Linked DNA regions of Mus musculus: region 2 is linked to region 1. The links are chromatin contacts, found by Hi-C or POLR2A ChIA-PET in ENCODE. All regions are on one chromosome and are shown on one strand. The core of a region is the stretch at or near the end of the contact, and the rest is flanking DNA. Distances in the headings are between cores, read along the strand shown. Region 1 holds the start of Zfhx3 (zinc finger homeobox 3). Region 2 overlaps Zfhx3 (zinc finger homeobox 3).

The links. Hi-C counts contacts between places; a loop is a spot of excess contacts on that map. ChIA-PET counts read pairs that join two places held with the same protein, here RNA polymerase II (POLR2A).
Region 2: a map of gastrocnemius shows a loop between it and region 1 (3-fold over the local background). The contact joins the enhancer-like site here to the promoter of Zfhx3 in region 1. A Hi-C loop is called at or near these places in 6 of 37 maps with a recorded cell type or tissue (Patski, gastrocnemius, heart and 1 more). POLR2A ChIA-PET finds 5 or more read pairs at or near these places in 2 of 5 experiments (Patski and embryonic stem cell).

What each region holds. Positions count from the first base shown.
Region 1 is chr8:108,713,314-108,715,965 of GRCm38, reverse strand. It overlaps Zfhx3 (zinc finger homeobox 3), which reads right to left and starts at 1,322. Exons shown (of 10, transcript NM_007496.2): 1 at 636-1,322.
Region 2 is chr8:108,747,818-108,750,469 of GRCm38, reverse strand. All of the region lies in intron 1 of Zfhx3 (zinc finger homeobox 3), which reads right to left. Among named protein-coding and RNA genes, the nearest start is that of Zfhx3, 34 kb to the right of the region's middle. Within about 2 kb of position 1,354, at least 1 of the 3 ENCODE cell types and tissues checked has a DNase peak (open chromatin) inside an H3K27ac peak, as active enhancers do; it is heart, where a contact is called at or near this core.

The DNA.
Region 1 (2,652 bases), core at 73-2,572:
TCCTCTTTAAATGGAGTTTAAAAAAAAAATCTTACCTTTCCTTCGTACTTCCCGCCCCCCAAAATAAATGCTGTACCGGTTCTGGCAGAAGAACAAACCGAAATTAGAGAGCAGCCAGGCCAAGATGATCTCCATAGGTCCCGCCAGCTCTGCCCTGATTCTCTCTTTAATTACTCCCCAAACAGGCACATTCTTCACATTGCTGCAAACTGACCAGCGACTTCTAACACACTCTCACTCTCTCTCTCTCTTTCCTTCATAACCGCCCCCCCCCCCGGCAGCTGAAGGTGTGTTTTAGACCAAAGAATCCAAAGTTCTCAATGGCACCAGTACCCCCAAGTATTAACAAGGTAGGAACTAACCCAAAAGCAGGAGGAGGAGGAGGAGGAGGAGGTCGGGAAGGAAAAGCAAGAGGAGATAGGAGGAAGAACGTACTCTGGTGCCCAGCAGACTCTAAGCCACTCTCTCCCCAGGTAGGTTCCTCCTGGAGTCTAGGAGTTCAAGTGCATCCAAGCCTGCCCTTCCCCCACACGCCCCAAGAGAATGGGAAGTTCAGCCAAGACTCACTCGCAGCACCTGCCTCCAGCGCTAGGCCGGCTGCGAGCGGCGCGGCGGGGGAGGGAGGCTGCACTCACCTGGCACACAAAGCCTCCGTACACCTCAGGAGGAAGGAGGCACTCGGAGGTCCGGGGGCCACCACGCCGGGCAGCGCGACAACGGGAGATTCCAGTGGCAGCGGAGCCCCGAACTTACCCACCCCAGGCGGCATTCTCCCCACCTCCCGCTGCCCCCCGGGCTCGGCGGTGGCGCAGGCTAGGAGCGAGGGGCCTGGCGGCAGGGGCGGGGCGCGCATGGTGGCGGCCCGGGGCTGGCGATCTGCGGGCTGCCCCGGGGAGGGAGGTCCCCCAGGCGCGGCGGGGATTCACCCACGGGGCGCGGCGCTGCGTCCCGGTCCCCGTCCCGGCCTGCCCGCCTCTCTCCTCCTCCTGCGCCGCCCGCTCGCCCGCCCGCCCGCCCGGAATCGCTTTATGTAAATGAAGCTCAACTCGCAGTTTGCAGCGCGCACCGCCCGAGGAAGGGGGGCGGGCGGGGCGGGGGGCCTTCGGGGATCCACATTACACAGCAACAAAGCGGAAGGTTAATTTGAAACTCACAGCCCCGCAGCCTCTCGGCTCCCCGGGCAAAGCCTGACATCTACAGTCGCGCTGGGCGCAGGCCGGGCTGCTCGCGGTGGCCGCGCCCGCGCGCCTGCGGGGACCTGGGGACATAGACGCACAAACACACAGGAGCAGGGCCGGAGCTGCCGGGCCCGGGCTCCCAGCACCAGCCTTGGAGGCGGCCTGGGCCGCACTCGCCTGGGGACAGGAGCCTTGGCTGCCCTGGCCTGCACCAACCCAGGAACCGGCCCGGCAGGAACAAAGCCGCGTCCCCGCGAGGCACTGACCGCACCGCTCATCAAAAGTCAAAGGCCGGCCTGGAAGAAACGGACGCGCCTTCGGCCACCCCCAGTCTCTCCCCCAAAAGAGAAGAACAAGCAGTCGGGGCCTCCGAACCCTGATCCATCAGTCTCTGGGCCCTGTCCACGTCAGAGCCAGGCCACTCTAACATGGGGACTTTAGCCAATGTGGACAGGAATTTATTTGAAACACACACCCATCCTATTAACTGCTTCACAGAGCACTTCTGTTTTTCAGCTGCAGAAACTTACGAAAACATCCCCTACTCACTCACTCTCCATTGAGAGTTTAAGGACAGTTTCTAAGGAGAGGGGGAGAAGAGGAGAGCAAGAAACGACTAGAAAAGGCCAAGCAGCCTGGAACCACCCGCTGTCAGGATCAGGAGACTGCCCTTAGGAGCCACAGAGCATTTCAGACAGGGCAAGAAAGGTGGCCCGGCTCAAGACGATTCTACCACCAGGATCAAACCCAACGGGGCTACCTCGGCTGGTCACAGCGACAGCTGGGCACTTCTAGGTCTCCCAAGGTTCACCTTTGGCGTTCTGTTATGCAAAGGCAGGCCCCCTTGAAATCTCACCGGAAGGCTCCAGTCCTCTCAGACAGAATTCCACCCTCCTCCTAAATCTAGTCTTCATTCCCAGCATAGAAAGACACCTGCTTTTTCTCTTTCTGAAAACCAGCCACCCAGGCTGCCCCCGGCAGCCGCGAGTCTTTTCCTACTGCACAATAATGAACCATGCAAGTGTTAGAAATATAATAAGCTCACCCGGCGAAGAGCAGAATGTATGGAATCGTATTTGCATTAAACACACACTAACAGGGAGGAAAGGGGGAGGCTTGCTTGGTGAAAACTACAGGGCCCCAATGTAGGAAGCATTTTGGTACAATAGAATTCGGTTTCAAATCGATGTAAATACCTAACCTGTTGGGCGCAGTCTGTTACCCTGTCTATATTTTAGCACAAGAAAAAAAAAAAAGATTGCAATCGCCGTCTCCCTTCCCCCACCCCAAGCTAGGACCTTGGGAGAAAAGAGCTGCCTCTGGGGAATCATGTCTGATTAGGGACAAAGGAGGGCAGAGGCCAAATTTAGTCAAACTTGGGGAAGGGGGAGAGCAGGTCTGGGGGGGTTGGGGGAGGATGGGTTTTTGAGCCAGAGTATGGCCTCCATAGACCTGCTTCAGGCTGCCTGACCTC
Region 2 (2,652 bases), core at 105-2,604, 34 kb before region 1:
GCTGCTGTGCATCTCTGCGGCTGCGGACCCCATTATTGCTCCGTGTGAATGGCGATCCCAAATTAATTGAATTAACCTGTGATAAAAGGTCTTCTGCCACATCAACTCCTTTCCTTCCTCTCGAGGACTCTGTCACTTTCTCAAGTTGGAGAGAGAGAAGAAAAGTGAAGTCCATAAATCAGTTTTCCAGTTTCTGTTGAAGGAAGCTGCTTCCTACTTCTAATTTCTGCAACTGGGAAATTCTGTATATTATGTTACCCTCTAATGAAGGATGCCAGTAAACAGAAATCCACACGCCTGCACACGACAGATTATTACATTCTACAGAACTGCAAACACTACCAAGTTATGCACTCTTGGGAACACTGTTAGTGAGGTGTGGTTATTTAACGCCTCATCCACTTAAAAAAAAAATTCATTCCATATGGATGAAAAATGAGCACACTAGCTTGAATATGGGAAAAATAGAAAATGTAATCATATATTACTTAAAATCTATAATGCTTTATGCAAAGATAAGGGAGAAGTAGCCAAGCTTGGGGATTTAGAGCTTCTCAAAATACAAAGGGCATTACCTCATTGCAGGCCGCTAGTCTCCACCCTCACACACTGGCTAGAGACAAGCAGCCTAAGTCAAGGCCTTCCCATTACACTTTTTAAAAATAAAAAGAAAGTGTGTGTCTGTGTGTCTGTCTCTGTGTCTATATGTGTGTGTGTCTGTGTGGCTCTGTGTCTCTCTGTGTGTCTGTATATATGAATCTGTGTGTGTGTCTATTTGTCTCTGTGTCTGTCTGGATGTGTATCTGTGTCTGTCTGTGTATCTGTGTGTGTCTGTCTGTGTATCTGTGTATGTCTGTGTGTGTATGTCTGTGTCTCTGTATATGTGTCTGTGTGGTGTGTGTGTGTGTGTGTGTGTGTGTGTGTGTGTGAGTATGGATTGAGATGGACCAAGCTCTCCCCCCTCACCCCACCCCTACCCCCGTGAGCCATCCCACAAGTCTCCTTTCTCTAAGTTCTCACTACATAAGAAAGTCTCAACCCACTGGATGCCTGTGGGCTTCCACACACAGAACAACACTCTGTGGCACCACGACTCCAGCTGCAGAAACCTGACAGCTCAGAGACTGTAACAACTCTTCCTACAGAGGCCAGGCCACCCTCCAGACACCCTCAGAACATAGAAAAAAAAAAAAAAAAGCCCCAGCTATAGGGAAGGAAACCACCCCACCCCTGGCCCCTGCAAGCCTGGCGGCCTCGCTCACATTCTCTGTCTTCTGAGCCCCAGAGGTTCAGCACCCCCTGCGGCTAAGACAAAAGAGAGACCACAGGAAAACCAACTGCCCTTTTGGCTGGTCCCTAGCAAAGGGGAAGTGTAAAAGTGCAGAGAGGAGAGCGGAGCAGCTGCACTAATCCTGTTTTGTCCTGCAGTAATTAATAGTATAATCCACATTTCAGATGCATTAAAGCGAAAATACCGCATTATCCAAGGACTGGGCACACAGCCCCAGGGCAGAACCTCCCCTGCTGACCTGCAGGACCAGGTGACCTCATCTTAGCCTCCTCCTCTCTGGGGAGCTGACTCTAGACACCTCATAAAAGAACTGAGCTGGCAGCCAGGAATCTCCAGTCTGCTGAATATGTCGGGTCTGTCTTTGGAAGCTACACCCTCAGAGTAGCAGTGTCCAGAAGGTCTGACCCACCGGATCCATTCACCTCCTAAACTAAGTACCACAAGGGCTGGCACTACATATGTGCTAATGCTGTAAACTTAGGGGTAGATTTTTTTTTTAAGATTTAAGGTAAATCTTTCCCAAGAGATAATGCTGCAATTTATATAAATAAATAAAAATAAATAATTTTTAAAGGCATATGTAGAATTAAGATGTCCTTTGTAGATGCCTTTTGGTGGGAACACGCCAGTTTTGCTACTAAGGGAGGTCTTCACGGACACTCTGGGACTACTGGATAAGTTCCTGTCTAGGTCTAGAAAACTGACAGTTGTTTCCTAAGCCCAAAGAGGAAGCATTTTCCACGGCTACCAAAACAAGAATCTGTACCGGAAGGGACACTATCGGCTCACGAAACCAAAAAAAGATGAAATCATGCTAAATGCTGCAGGCAAATGTCAGAAACACTGAAAAGCAGAGGCAGCTTGAACCAGTGTCTACACTGCCACGGTCAGAGGCCGAACCCGCCTGACAGGGGACCCTGCCTCAATTCTCCAACACCAAAGCACGGACAGGAACATCCTGCAGTAAGCAGAAACCGTACACCCCGTTCATCTCCAGAACTTGGCTGTGCTGGGTCTCAACTCAGCCTGAGTCTAGAGCCTAATGCCCACTGGCGGCCAGGACTAAATTCCTCTAAGTTCTTCTTGGAACTTGGCTGAAACTAACTCTTCTTAAAAGAGTAACCTTAAGTTTTTATTTTCCCTTTTTTTTTGGGGGGGGGTTGTTTTATATATGAGTGTTTTGCCTGCCTGGTTGCAAATGCACTGTGTGCAAGCCTTGCGTCCCCAGTATTGAAAGTGGAGTTACAGAGGAAGGTACACAACCCTGTAGGTGCTGCCAATCCAACCTCTGGAAGAGCAGACACTGCTCTAACCTGGAAAGACTTCTTGATCTTGGTAACTGAGTCGAAAAAGAAAATCGT